Linked DNA regions of Homo sapiens: all the other regions are linked to region 1. Evidence: chromatin contacts called from ENCODE Hi-C or POLR2A ChIA-PET data. All regions are on one chromosome and are shown on one strand. The core of a region is the stretch at or near the end of the contact, and the rest is flanking DNA. Distances in the headings are between cores, read along the strand shown.

Evidence for each region. A loop is a pair of places that touch in the nucleus more often than their neighbours do. ChIA-PET counts read pairs that join two places held with the same protein, here RNA polymerase II (POLR2A). Pooled maps may share reads with other maps.
Region 2: a loop to region 1 is called in a pooled map, with 2.7 times the contacts of the local background. The contact joins the enhancer-like site here to the promoter of DHDH in region 1. A Hi-C loop is called at or near these places in 1 of 50 pooled maps. POLR2A ChIA-PET finds 5 or more read pairs at or near these places in 2 of 52 experiments (WTC11 and activated CD4-positive, alpha-beta T cell).
Region 3: a pooled map shows a loop between it and region 1 (2.3-fold over the local background). The contact joins the promoter of LIN7B here to the promoter of DHDH in region 1. A Hi-C loop is called at or near these places in 1 of 50 pooled maps. POLR2A ChIA-PET finds 5 or more read pairs at or near these places in 3 of 52 experiments (Caco-2, K562 and activated T-cell).

Annotation. Positions count from the first base shown.
Region 1 is chr19:48,930,129-48,934,948 of GRCh38, forward strand. DHDH (dihydrodiol dehydrogenase) reads left to right here and starts at 3,571. Exons shown (of 7, transcript NM_014475.4): 1 at 3,571-3,683. The coding sequence starts at 3,594. RefSeq lists an enhancer at 3,144-3,645.
Region 2 is chr19:49,146,978-49,151,797 of GRCh38, forward strand. It overlaps PPFIA3 (PPFI scaffold protein A3), which reads left to right. Exons shown (of 30, transcript NM_003660.4): 24 at 1,106-1,281; 25 at 1,689-1,786; 26 at 2,016-2,191; 27 at 2,280-2,348; 28 at 2,570-2,741; 29 at 3,103-3,174; 30 at 3,259-4,049. The coding sequence ends at 3,161. HRC (histidine rich calcium binding protein) reads right to left here. Exons shown (of 6, transcript NM_002152.3): 5 at 4,540-4,576; 6 at 4,221-4,355. The coding sequence ends at 4,319. Among named protein-coding and RNA genes, the nearest start is that of HRC, 6.0 kb to the right of the region's middle. RefSeq lists enhancers at 2,546-2,765, 4,355-4,820. Within about 2 kb of position 3,519, at least 34 of the 41 ENCODE cell types and tissues checked have a DNase peak (open chromatin) inside an H3K27ac peak, as active enhancers do.
Region 3 is chr19:49,111,934-49,116,753 of GRCh38, forward strand. LIN7B (lin-7 cell polarity scaffold B) reads left to right here and starts at 2,437. Exons shown (of 6, transcript NM_022165.3): 1 at 2,437-2,508; 2 at 2,916-3,034; 3 at 3,327-3,398; 4 at 4,330-4,539. The coding sequence starts at 2,472. RefSeq lists a silencer at 2,257-2,836.

The DNA.
Region 1 (4,820 bases), core at 2,321-4,820:
TGCCACCGTGCCCGGCATATTTTCTTTTCAGTGTTTACCTTTTTGCCTCCTCTGAGGTGCTGGAGTGCAGCAATAAGAAAGTAATAATTTTAGGCCGGGCGCAGTGGCTCACGCCTGTAATCCCAGCACTTTGGGAGGCCGAGGAGGGCGGATCACGAGGTCAGGAGATCAAGACCATCCTGGCTAACACAGTGAAACCCTGTCTCTACTAAAAATACAAAAAATTAGCCAGGCGTGGTGGTGGGCGCCTGTAGTCCCAGTTACTTGGGAGGCTGAGGCAGGAGAATGGCGTGAACCCGGGAGGCAGAGCTTGCAGTGAGCTGAGATCGAACCACTGCACTCCAGCCTGGGTGACAGAGCAAACCTTCATCTCAAAAAAAAAATATATATATATATTATATATATATATTTTTTTTTTTAGACCGGGTCTTCCTCTGTTGCCCAGGCTGGGGTGCAGTGGTGTGATCTCGGCTCACTGTAACCTCTGCCTCCCAGGCTCACGCCACTCTCCTGCCTCAGCCTCCAGACTACAGGTGCCCGCCACCACGCCTGGCTAATTTTTTGTATTTTTAGTAGAGATGGGGTTTCACCGTGTTAGCCAGGATGGTCTTGATCTCCTGACCTGGTGATCCACCCATCTTGGCCTCCCAAAGTGCTGGGATTACAGGTGTGAGCCACTGTGCCTGGCCGCTGAGTAGTATTTTGTTGAATCCACTGGCAGCTTAAAGGACATTTGGGCTTGAGCTATGTACAGCTGCTAACACCTGTGCACTGGTTTGTGTGCAAACATGTTATTTTTTCTTTCTAGGACAAATACCTGGGAGTATCAAAATTATTTTTTGATATTTATTATTAAATGATTTTTTCTTTTTCTTCATAGTAATGATATTGTGTCCTATGTGGATTTCCCTCCCCCTAAACCTTTTTTTTTTTTTTTTTTTTTTTTTGAGACAGAGTCTCTCTCTGTCACCCGGGCTGGAGAGCAGTGGTGCGATCTTGGCTCACTGCAACCTCCTCCTCCCAGGTTCAAGCAATTTACCTGCCTCAGCCTCCCAAGAAGCTGGGATTGCAGGCGTCCGCCACCATGCTTGGCTAATTATTTTGTATTTTTAGTAGAGATGGGGGTTTCACCATGTTTGCCAGGCTGGTTTCGAACTCCTGACCTTAAGTGATCCGCCCACCACGGCCTCCCAAAGTGCTAGGATTACAGGCATGAGCCACTATGCCCTGCCCCCTCCCCCCACTTTTTTTTTTTGGTAGAGATGGGGTCTTGCTTTGTTGCCCAGGCTGGTCTCAAAGTCCTGGCTTCAAGCATTCCTCCCATTTGGGCCTCCCACAGTACTGGGATTACAGGCGTGAACCACCGTGCCTGGTCCCATTTGTGTTTCTATTCAGCAGTTTGTGTAAACTTGAAGTCTGTGAATCCATGTGTGACACTCAGGTCTTAATTATTGTCTACCAAGTAAGAGAAAGTGACAATATCCTGCCCTGTGTGAAGCTGGCCAGCCAGTTAGGAATTATCATGTCCCAACCAGCCTGGGAAACTTGGCAAGACCCTGCCTTGATAAAAAGTTTAAAAATCGACTGGACACAGTGTCTCATACCTATAATCCCAGCACTTTGGGAGGCTGAGGCAGGAGGATTGCTTGAGCCCAGGAATTGGAGACCAGCCTGGACAACAAAGTGAGACCTTTTCTGTACAAAAAATTGCTGGGCATGGTGGCTCATGCAGGTAATCTCAGCACTTTGGGAGGCCAAGGCAGGCGGATCACCTGAGGTCAGGAATTCGAGGCCAGCCTGGCCAACACAGTGAAACCCCATCTCTAGTAAAAATACAAAAATTAGTCGGGCGTGGTAGTGGGCGCCTGTCATCCCAGCTACTCGGGAGGCTGAGGTAGGAGAATTGCTTGAAACTGGGAGGTGGAGGTTGCAGTGAGCCAAGATTATGCCACTGCATGATCACCCCAGCCTGGATGACAGAGCGAGACTTCGTCTCAAAAACAAAAAACAAACAACAACAGCAACAAAAATTAGCAGGCTGGGTGCAGTGGCTCATGCTTGTAATCCCAGCACTTTGGGAGGCCAAGGCAGGCAAATCGCAAGGTCAGGAGATCGAGACCATCCTGGCCAACATGGTGAAACCCTGTCTCCACTAAAAATAAAAAAAATTAGCTGGGCATGGTGGAGGGCGCCTGTGGTCCCAGCTACTCAGGAGGCTGAGGCAGGAGAATCACTTGAACCAGGGAGGCGGAGGTTGCAGTGAGCTGAGATCACACCACTGCACTCCAGCCTGGGGATAGAGTGAGACTCCGTCTCAAACAAACAAACAAACAAATAGCGGTAAGTGGGGCACATGCCTATACTCCCAGCTACTCAGGAGGCTGAGGCGGGAAGATAGCTTGAGCCCAGGAGTACAAGGCTGCTGTGAGCTATTATCACGCCACTGCAGTCCAGCTAGGTAACAGAGTGAGACCCTATCTCTAAAATAATTAATAAATAAAACAAAATAATTAGCCAGGTGTAGTAGCCAGTAGCTACTTTGGGTCCCAGCTACTGTAGTCCCAGGTACTAGGGTGGCTAAGGCAGGAGCTAATTCCTTGAGCTAAGGAATTTGAGGCTGCAGTGAGCTATGATTGTGCCACTGCACTCCTTCCTGGGCGACAGAGCGAGACCCTATATCAATAATAATTATAATAATACAGTATATTTTACATAATAGACCATAGAGCTCAATGAATCCTCCTCACAACCCTATGTAGGTAGATGTTATCATGATCTCTGCTTTCCAGAATAGAAAAGTGAGGACCAGAGAGGGCGACCTCTTGTCCAAAAGCAATACAGCCAAGAAGGGGCAAGGAGGGTTTTGAAACCAGTCGGCCAGGCTCTGGGGCTCCTAACAAGCAAAGCAGCCTGGTTTCTAAAACTATAGCTTCTGGAAGCAGCCAATTCACAGGTCTTTACCTCCTGACTGTGAGACCTCCAAAAAATGACCAGGGATCTTGGAGTCTGTTTCCCCCTTTGTGAACTGGGGACAATAGAAGCTACTTCCCAGGTCTGCGGGGAGAAATTAGGAACGAAGAAGGTAAAGCGCAGAGCTGAGGAGCTGGTCTACAGGTGCTCTATACATATTAGTAATAATTATTAAGTTTGCTGTTACAATCCTCTCTCTCTCTGTGAACAACCCCTAATGATGCGTGGCTTTGAGAGCAAAAAAGTCAGGGCAAAGTTTTGCCACAAAGTCCAGAGGGCAAGACATTAAATCTAACTCTCAAGGATTGGTGTTGGCAAGAAAGCAAACCTCTCCTCCCCACGCTGTCCTTACCCCGCGTATCCGACGAGCCTAAAGTCATAGGTAAGAGATCTGTAGAAGCGACGTCAAGGTGTGGTTCCCTCTGTAAGGCGGAGCTAAACGGTGCATTCGCCCAGCGGGGAAGCTAGAACTAAATGACCGCTCTGCCGACTGGAGCCAACGAGAATCGGCGTAGGCGCAATACGGGCGGAGGATGGGGACCCGCCCCCGGGGTGGGCGGGGCGTCAGGTACTTAATTCGCGCCTGGAGGGACCGAAGGTGCCGAGGGCTCCGCATCGCAACCATGGCGCTGCGCTGGGGCATCGTGTCTGTCGGCCTCATCTCCAGCGACTTCACAGCCGTGCTGCAGACGCTGCCTCGCTCTGAGCACCAGGTCTGCCCGCCCTCCGGATTCTGGGGAAGAGGAGGCGGGGGGCGGGACTCCAGAGTCTAAAGGAGGAGGGAGTTTAGGGTTCAGGACTAGTGAGTGGGTCGTCATTGCAGTGAAACGTCTGTTTCCTTGCTACCTCCTTCTCCATCTCTGTTCTGCAAACCTGTGGGGAAAAGAAAGATCAGATTGTTACTGTGTCTACGTAGAAAATGAAGACATAAGAAACTCCATTTTGAACTGTACTAAGAAAAATTGTTTCTGCTTTGAGATGCTATTAACCTGTAACTTTAGCCCCAACCGTGTGCTCACAGAAACATGTCCTGTATTGAATCAAAGTTTAATGGATTTAGGGCTTTGCAGGATGTGCCTTGTTAACAATATGTTTGCAGGCAGTATGCTTGGTAAAAGTCATCGCCATTCTCCATTCTCTATTAACCAGGGGCACATTGCACTGCGGAAAGCCGCAGGGACCTCTGCCCAAGAAAGCCTGGGTATTGTCCAGGGTTTCCCCCCACTGAGAAAGCCTGAGATATGGCCTCGTGGGAAAGGAAGACCTTACATCCCCTAGCCCGACACCAGTAAAGGGTCTGTGCTGAGGAGGAGTAGTGAAAGAGGGAGGCCTCTCTGCAGTTGAGATAAGAGGAAGGCTTCTGTCTCCTGCTCTCCCTGGGAATGGACTGTCTCAGTGTAAAGCGGACCATTCCCATTCCTTCTATTCTGAGATAGGAGAAAACCTACCTGTGGCTGGAGGCGAGATATGCTGGCAGTGATACTGCTCTGTTACTCTTTGCTACACTGAGATGTTTGTGTAAAGTGAAACATAAATCTAGCCTACGTGCACATCCGGTCACAGCACCTTTCCTTGAACTTATTCATGATACAGATTCCTTTTCTACATAGACACAGTAACAATCTGATCTCTCTTTCTTTTCCCCACACAAACCTGAGTGTCTTGAGGTTTGGAAAGGCCTTGATGTAAGCTACTATGAAGATAATTTCAATATTGGGGGATTTAATAACGGCTTTCCCCCAGATCTCTCTTTCCCAGGGCCCAAATGTCCAGCCCCCGTCATCTCTTCCCCCAGGACCACGTCTCCCCTTCCCCTGGCCAGAGCCTCCTCCTTTGCCTCCCTTCCACCC
Region 2 (4,820 bases), core at 2,269-4,768, 220 kb after region 1:
TCACTGTCCACGGAGGAATTATGTTTGACTGTGGTCATAGATCACATATTTCCAGCCAGGGGGAGGCGTGGATTTTGTGCTGATGCTGAAAGGAGTGAGGGACTTGGGACTCATCTGGAATATTGTCCTGGGCCAGATATAACATTAGACAAGTATTTTCAGGACATTGCAAGAGTGATGGCCCTTTCTTAGTGGGAGAGCTGCCTTGAAAGAGTCCATTGTCCTGACTTGGGGGTTTAGTGACGTTGGACTGCAGTGAGACAGAGTTAAAGCAGTGCTTCCCCAAATTTAATGTGTAGTGGGGTGGCACACACCTGTAGTCTCAGCTACTTGGAAGACTGAGGCAGGAGGACCGCTTGAGCCCACGAAGCTGAGGTCAACCTGGGCAACATAGTAAGACCCTGTCTCTAAAAAATAAACAAATACAGCCAGGCGCGGTGGCTCATGCCTGTAATCCCAGCACGTTGGGAGGCTGAGGTGGGCGGATCCCTTGAGGTCAGGAGTTTGAGACCAGCCTGGCCAACATGGTGAAACGCCGTCTCTACTAAAAAATACAAAAATTAGCCGGGCGTGGTGGCTCGTACCTGTAATCCCAGCTACTCGAAGGCTGAGGCAAGAGAATTGCTTGAACCTGGGATGGGGAGGTTGCAGTGAGACGAGATCGTGCCACCGCGCTCCAGCCTGGGTGACATAGCAGACTCTTTCAGAAAGAGAGAGAGAGAGAGAGAGAGAGAAAGAGAGAAAGAAAGAAATTTAAAAATAAATATAATGTATATTTCGAATCACCTGAGGGTCTTGTGAAAATGCCGATACCGACTTCAGTAGGTCTGGAGTAAGGTCTGAGATTCTGCAATTCCAGCAAGTCCACAGGTGATGGTGACGCTCTAGGTCTCAGGACAACTGTTTGAGTAGCCAAGAGTATATGCTGTCATGAAGGGCTAGGAGACAACTCTGGATTGGTCCATTATCCTGAGCAGAGATTGGTCATTGTCCTACCATGGGGTGGGAAAAAACCTTGGATTGGGAGGTTGGACTGTACCCCTCTCATGCACAGTGGGAAGGGGCCAGAGGGCCTGACTCTTCCCTCACCTGCCCATGGCCCCAGATCCTGGCATATGGCGACATGAACCACGAGTGGGTGGGGAACGACTGGCTGCCCAGCCTGGGGCTGCCCCAATACCGCAGCTACTTCATGGAGTCGCTGGTGGACGCTCGAATGTTAGATCACCTTAACAAGAAGGAGCTCCGGGGCCAACTCAAGATGGTGGACAGCTTTCACAGGTGGGGGCTGCCTGGCCAGTGGGGACAGTCCAAAGGGAAGCCCCACCCCAGAGAGTCTTTGGCCAATAGGATTGGCCATGGGAGATTCCCAGGCTTATCTTGGCCCTTTTAGCCTGAGTTCTCAGGAAATCCTGACTCTGTGCTCCTTTCACCAATGAGATGGTCCACAGGAAAAGTTCAGATCCTGAAATGGCTTGGCTAGTTAACCCTGGACCCCTTCCAGGCTGGCCAGTAGGAAGTGCCTATTATTGAAAATGCCTCACCTCCTGAGGGGGTCAACAGTCAATAGAACTTATCAGCTCCCCACCCTTTCCAAGAAGAGCGCAGCCAGTGGGGAGGGACCCGTAGGAGCAGCAGTCTAGGGGACTGGAAAGCTCATCCGTGACTCCACTTCCCCTGCTGCTCAGGGTGAGTCTACATTATGGGATTATGTGCCTGAAACGGCTCAACTATGACCGGAAGGACCTGGAGCGGAGGCGGGAAGAAAGTCAGACCCAGATCCGAGGTGAGTAGAGCCTAAGGGTCCCTTTGGGAGCCAGGTGGAGGGCGTGGAGCTGGATGGGGAGGAGAGGGGGTAGGGGGAGACCGGAGAAGCAAATTGGCACCATAACCGTGGGGGTGGAGCCAGCGTGGGGGGCGTGGCCCGAAGAGACCAAATGGAGGTGGAGGTATGGGCTAAACTGAACTCTCCAGGCCACGGGAGGGGCACGGCTGAGGGTCCCTTCCGTCCCCAGACGTGATGGTGTGGTCCAATGAGCGGGTCATGGGTTGGGTGTCCGGGCTGGGCCTGAAGGAATTTGCCACGAACCTCACGGAGAGCGGGGTACACGGGGCACTGCTCGCCCTGGACGAGACCTTCGACTACTCCGACCTGGCCTTGCTCCTGCAGATCCCCACGCAGAATGCACAGGTGAGCTGCCGCTGGGCCCGGAGCATGCTGGGCGTCCCCACCTCGCAGACTGCACGCTCCAACCGCCCCCTCCACCTCCTCTTTCCAGGCCCGGCAGCTTCTGGAGAAGGAATTCAGCAACCTTATCTCCTTAGGCACAGACAGGCGGCTGGACGAGGTGGGCGCGGCAACAGCTCAGAGGGCTCTGCTCCCAGCGGCTCCTCGAGAGGCTGAGCTGAGGGGGCGGGGCCTGACTATTAATGGTCACGGTTGGAGGCGGGGCCAGGAGAGGGGCGGGGTTAAAGGAGAGGTGAGACCCGGAGAGGGGTGGAGTCAAAGGAAGGGGCGGAGTCAGACAAGGCAGGAGTCCCTCACCGGCTGTCCGGCTCCTATACCTAGGACAGCGCCAAGTCTTTCAGCCGCTCCCCATCCTGGCGGAAGATGTTCCGGGAGAAGGACCTCCGAGGCGTAACTCCCGACTCAGCTGAGATGTTGCCCCCCAACTTTCGTTCGGCTGCAGCGGGAGCCCTGGGCTCTCCGGGGCTCCCTCTCCGCAAGCTGCAGCCAGAAGGTGGGGGGCTCCCAAATGCGACAGCCCTTCCTCGCTTCCCTAGGGTGGGGCATGGACCACCTCAGTAGTCCGGGTTCTGGAATGGCCTAGTCCTTTCTCGCCCACCCCTGAGGAATGGACTGCTCCAACGTTCCGGACTCCCCCGTCAGGATGAAATGGATAAATCCCACTCCCCCTTCCCAGGGCGGGAGTGAACTCGCCCAATGCGAGTTTGAGTCCTTGGCTGCGGGGAAGGGAGGGAAACCCATGTGGAGCCCGGCGATCGTTGTGACATCGGGAAGGGAAGTCCAAAGGGAGGAATCCTGGAGAGGAACAGGGAGGAGGGTGCTCCAGGCTGAACCGCTGCTCGCTCTCCCTCCAGGCCAGACTTCTGGGAGTTCCCGGGCAGACGGCGTTTCGGTCCGGACCTATTCCTGCTAGTGCAGGCCTCCAGGTGAGGACCGTGCTGGGCGACCTTGGGGGTGCGGGGCGGCACGGTGGATCTTCACTGCTCCACGCGCTGCCCGGCGTCATGCAGGTGACCTCACTCGGACGGAAGAATCTTCCCGAGGCTGGGCTGTTCCCTCTCCTGCCCGGACTGTGGCCTCGCCGGGGAGAGCGGGCGGGGGAGCTCGCGCCGAGGACTGGACCATCTGTACAGACCAGCGGGAGTGCGCGCGCCCGCCTCGCACAGGGCCGGGGCCTGGACCAAACCACATGAACTGGACTGAGAGGGGGAAGAAGCGGGGAGGAAGAAATCCCGCCCCAAACGTCCGCTTTCCTTTTCTCTACTTTGTAATTTATTGATCAGTTTCTGTTGGGAGACGGGTGTCCTTTACCCGCGGGAAGGGGGCGGGGCTTCCCTCCCGGGCCGCATGCGGGGAGAGGCTGCTCCCTCCCCTTTTTCCTGCCCAGTCGCGGGGCCCAAGTCTTCCTTCTTCGTCCGAAAGGAGGGGAGGGGGGACTCGCTGCTACAAGCCTCGCCCCCTGTGCCACTCAGCTCCGCCCCGCCGCGTCCGGTCGCCGGTCCCCCGGGTCATCTGCGGGCGGGTTCCCCTCTCCCTCCCCCGTGTCTCGTGTCCCCGGGGCCTCACCGCCCCCCGTGCTGTGGCCGTGTCCGTGCCCCGGGGGTAGGGGGCGCAGAATGGCGCTTCCCCTTCTCCTCTGGCTCCGGGGTTTGCATGGGAGAATCCTCTTTCCACGATGCCGCTGGGCGACGTGGCGTGGGGGCAGGGGGACGGTGGGGGAGCCCTCGCCCCCGACTCTCGGTCGGCCTCCCCGCCCCAGGCGTCACTCAGTGATCACGGGTAAAGAGAACTGTTTCAAAAAGCTTCCTTGTTGACTGATTTTTTTTTTGCGGGGGGGGGGGGGGCTGTTCAACCAACCACCTCGAGCCAGGAGTCCAGGCCCCTCATCCCTCAAGTCTAGGTCCAGGTCTCTAGACCCTACCCGCATTCCCCGATGCCCTGAGATTCCCAGACCCCACGTCTGACAATGAGGTTTCGGGGAGCACGTTTATTCGGAGAAATAAATATAGCTCGTGGAAAGGGGTTGGAAGGCAGGGGGAGGTACACCTGCGTCGCAGTCGAGCGACTGGGTCAGGGTTCCGGCGTTTCCAGCATGTCTGCCAGGGCCCTGGAGACGAGAACGCCAGAAGTTAGACAGCTGGTGTTCAAAGCCCACCCCAGGACGCTTAGAGATCATTAACCTGCCCATTTCATGGACGGGGAAATGGAGTCCCAGAGTCATCTGATAACTCATAGCGAGACAAGCACTTCTCTAAACGGGGCTTTTACACGCTCCCCTTTTACACACTTACTGATAAAGGGACGAGGAGAAATAGTCAACGTAGCTTCCTGTGGGACAGCAGAGAAAAGAGGCTTGAGGGGTACTGCACGAGCAAAATTAGGCAGCCACTCAGTATAGCGTGCGAGATTAGTGCTAGCTCCACCTCCTTTTCCCTAATTCCTTCTTCCAACTGAATCCCTTCTACCGGACCCCTTTTTCGTTCTGGGTGATTCCGTTCTCCAGTAGCCCCGCCCCTTCGATTCCTACTTGAGTTGGCCTCGCCCATTAGGCTCTAAGCCCGCATCTCAACCC
Region 3 (4,820 bases), core at 1,187-3,686, 180 kb after region 1:
CCTCCTGGGTTCAAGCTATTCTCCTGCCTCAGCCTCCCAAATAGCTGGGATTACAGGCACCCGCCACCACGCCCAGCTAATTTTTTGTATTTTTAGGAGAGATGGGGTTTCATGAAGTTGGCCAGGCTGGTCTCAAACTCCTGACCTCAGGTGATCCGCCCGCCTCAGCCTCCCAAAATGCTTACAGGCGTGACCACCACACCTGGCCTCACTTTTTTTGTTTGTTTGTTTGTTTGAGACGGAGTTTCGCTGTTTTTCCCAAAGCTGGAATGCAATGGCATGATCTCCGCTCACCGCAACCTCCGCCTCTTGGGTTCAAGCAGTTCTCCTGCCTCAGCCTCCCCAGTAGTTGGGATTACAGGCATGCACCACCATGCCTGGCTACTTTTGTATTTTTAGTACAGACAGGGTTTCTCCATGTGGTCAGGCTGGTCTCCTGACCTCAGGCGATCCACCCGCCTCGGCCCCCCAAAGTGCTGGGATTCCAGGCGTGAGCCACCATGCCCAGCCACACTTCTTTTTAAAAACACTCGCAGCCAGACACAGCGGTTCGTGCCTGTAAACTCAGCACTTTGGGAGGCCAAGGCAGGGGGATTGTTTGAGCCCAGGAGTTCAAGACCAGCCTGAGCAACAAAGACCCCTCCATCTAAAACAAACAAAAAAAGAAGATAAAATTTAAAAACCCCTCTTCTCATGGTTTCTCCCACCTGGGTTTCTGCCTACATTTCAGGCCATTCTCTGCTGTCCTCCTGACTTTTAAGTGTTAGAGAGGTCTGGGGACCAGTTCTAGGCCGTCTTAATATTCGCTTGCCCCTGACATTCTTATCCACTCCGGTGGTTTTATTTACCACCTATGCCCCAATATTCAAACATGCCTGCAGACCAGGTTGCTCTTTTGAGCCCTAGACCTAGATCGATAGTTTCTCCCCATGGATTCTGCATAGGCTCCTCAAATTCAAAATATCCAGTATCGGCCAGGCAAGGTGGCTCGCGCCTGTAATCCCAGCACTTTGGGAGGCTGAGGCAGGTGGATCACTTGAGGTCAGGAGTTCGAGACCAGCCTGGCCATCATGGTGAAACCCCATCTCTATGAAAAATACAAAAATTTGGCAGGTGTGGAGGTGCACACCTGTACTCTCAGCTACTCAGGAGGCTGAGGCAGGAGAATTGCTTGCACCCGGGAGGCAGAGGTTGCAATGAGCCGAGATCACGCCACTGCACTCGAGACTGGGCAACAGAGGGAAGACTGTGTCTCAAAAACAAAATATCCAGTATCCCTCTTTCAGTGTAGACCATCTTAAAAATGGCACCAAAGCACCTTAATACTGTCTTCTCCTGCACCTCCCAATCCCCTTATATAGCCAAGCACCAAGGCTTGTCTAGACATTTCCCACATCTGCCCACCCATCTTCTGTGCTTTGGCCCTGGTGCTAGCTGCCACCTGGATGGCTGTGGTAGCCTCGTAAGTTGCCCCGCTGCTTCTCCTCTTGTTCTTGTCCAAACCAGTCTCCACAGTGGCTACAGTGATTTTTTTTTTTTCAATAGATACGAGGTCTCACTATATTGCCTATGCTGGTCTTGAACTCCTGGGCTCAAGTAGTCTTGCTGCAGCCTCCCAAAGCGCTAGGATTACAGGTGTGAGCCACCGTGCCCGGCCCCAGTGATCTTAAAATACAAATTTGAGGCCCAACCTGGGCGACAGAGCGAGGCTCCGTCTCAAAAATAATAATAATAATAATATAATAATAATACAAATTTGAGTGTCATATTTTTCTCTTAGGAGTTTGCATGAAGCCCCAAATCCTCAAGGCGCATATGCCAACGCAGGAGCCCAGGCATAAACTATCCTGCCGACCTTTTCACCTCATCATCAACCAATCCTAACTCTGCTTCCAGCCACGTGGGCTCTTTCTGGGTGGTGGGGGTGACCCAAGCTCCACCTCTTGTTCATCTTACCTCCCAGGACTGTATGTCAATGTCCCTCCTCTAGGATTTCCTTCGTTTTCTAGATCATCACCTCCCCACTCTCAGCTCTCATCACAGCCGTAGTTGGTCGTCTACCTCCCCTATAGACTGGAAGCTTCGTTCGGGCCGTGGGCTTGGCTGTCCTGCTCACCACGGTGTCCATGACTTGGGCTCAGATGTTTCACAAGAGTTTGTTGAATGAATGTGGGGAAAGGATGGACAGGGGATAGACGGGTGTGGAGGGCAGGCAGACACGGATCCTGAAAGGTACACACAGACCGAACCTGCAGTGGGAGGGGTCGCCAACAGGACCGACTGGCCGGGGCGGAGGGCAGGGCGCGGCTGGCGCGCGGCAGGTGGTCGGAGCAGTCGGGCGAGGGAGAGCTGGGCGCTCTCCAGGCTGCGCCTCCGCAGGGGGCGCCCGTGGCCCGGGGCGTGGCCTCGCGCAGCCCCGCCCTCCTCGCCGGCGCCAGGGCAGGCGGGCGGCTGGCAGCTGTGGCGCCGACATGGCTGCGCTGGTGGAGCCGCTGGGGCTGGAGCGGGGTAAGCGTGCGCCAGGGGGCCCTGCCCACCCGGGCCGCGGCCTACATACCCAGCCCCCGGTCCCCGCCCTTCCCGGGTCAGGCCAGTGCGGGTGGGCCAGCGGACCCGGAGGGGGTGGGCGGGGCGGGCGCCGGGGCCGGGCGGTCGCTAGGTGTGGGAGGCTCCCTGGGCGCGGGCCGGGACGCTGGGCGCCCGCCTTACAACCCGGCCTGTGGAGGGGTCCCGGGGCCGCAGGGCCGCTGGTGGCAGTCTCTCCTGCGCCACCCTGGACTCTGCGGGGTGTCCGACTAGGCTTCGGCCGTCCTCCCCGGACTGTGCGCTCGGCCTCACTCCGCCGCTCTCCTTGCTTCTCTGCGTCTCGGGGTCTCTGACACTCGGGGTTTCTGCGCCCCGCCCCCGCCCCGCAGACGTGTCCCGGGCGGTTGAGCTCCTCGAGCGGCTCCAGCGCAGCGGGGAGCTGCCGCCGCAGAAGCTGCAGGCCCTCCAGCGAGTTCTGCAGAGCCGCTTCTGCTCCGCTATCCGAGAGGTGAGGGGCGCGCGGCGCAGGGGCGCGAGCTGGTGGCCGTCGTCCTCCTCCTCCTCCTCCTGCTTGTCCCGAGCCCGGAGACTACGCCTCCCGGCAGCTCCCGAGGCGGCCCGCCTTGGGGTGCCAACGCTTCAGCTCAGGGGTTCTTCGGGAGTTGTAGTTTTCTCGGCCTTCTGTTGCGGGGGCGGGGCGGATCCTTGCGTGGTAGCGGGAGAGGGTCTAGAGGCCTGAACTCCTGCGTCTAGGGCTGGAGGAGCTGGCGACTCCCTGATGCCGCTGCCTCCTCACCCAGGTGTATGAGCAGCTTTATGACACGCTGGACATCACCGGCAGCGCCGAGATCCGAGCCCATGCCACAGCCAAGGTGGGCCCCGCACCCCATTGCTCCTGGTGTCTATTTAACTGCCTAGTCGAACTCAATATCTCCTTCATGCCAGTCATTTCTGTTTCCTCCCTCATGATTTTTGCTAAATCTATGTGCCACCTTACTATTAGTAAATAATCGCACATTTTTAACTTAAATGTCATACTAAGGCATCTTTAGCAACTGCAAATGGAAACAGTATGGCATGGTTGGTAGAAGATAACCTTCAACATCTGTACAGTGCAAACCAGGAAACTCATGGCGCTCTGACCTCTCACTGCACAATAGTTAGATGCTGCTACCTCTTGCTGCTGTCCGGAGGCTCAGATCTCCCTCCAGGCCTGGCTTTCCTCTGTTTAAAAGTAAGATTGAGGCCAGGCACGGTGGCTCACGCCTGTAATCCCAACACTTTGGGAGGCCGAGGCAGGTGGATCAGTTGAGGTCAGGAGTTCGAGACCAGCCTGGCCAACATGGTGAAACCCCGTCTCCACAGAAATACAAAAAAAAAAAAAAAGAAAGAAAAAGCCGAGCGTGGTGGCGAGTGCCTGTAATCCCAGCTGGATTACAACTCCGGAGGCTGAGACAGGAGAATCGCTTGAACCCAGGAGGCCGAGGTTGCAGTGAGCCGAGATCATGCCATTGCACTCCAGCCTGGGCAACAGAGTGAGACTTCATCTCAAAAAAAAAAAAAAAGTAAGATTGGCAAGTATGGGGTATTCAAGACACACACCAAATGGACACTTTCTCTTGCAAGTGAACAGAAAGAGACGCACAGTCATTACAGGGGGATCGTGCATTGTGCCATGACAAGTGTCCCATGCTTGGGGATAGTAACCCAGGCTAAATCGCTGTCCTCGGTCCACATCCCCCACCCCAGCTTTCATGCCTACCTGGAAGGGGCCCTCATCTTCAGTCGCTTTCTCTCTCCCAGGCCACAGTGGCTGCCTTCACAGCCAGCGAGGGCCACGCACATCCCAGGGTAGTGGAGCTACCCAAGACGGATGAGGGCCTAGGCTTCAACATCATGGGTGGCAAAGAGCAAAACTCGCCCATCTACATCTCCCGGGTCATCCCAGGGGGTGTGGCTGACCGCCATGGAGGCCTCAAGCGTGGGGATCAACTGTTGTCGGTGAACGGTGTGGTGAGTGGAGGGCTGAGGCAGGACTGGGGGACACAGTCTGTCTAACGTAGCATAGCCCCTGCTTTTGACATTCACTCAACACACACTGAGTGTTGTCTGTATGGCTAGCCCTGTGCTGGGCAATGTTACAGACTCTGAGAGATGTTGGCCTCAGCTCCCTACACTCAACCTTCTCTCTCTGGGGAGGGCAGTAGGCCCCGGCTGAAATAGTCCTAATCCAGAGACATAATAATGAGGAAGTGCAAAGTATTGTGACAGCCCAGATGTGGCACCAGGCCAGC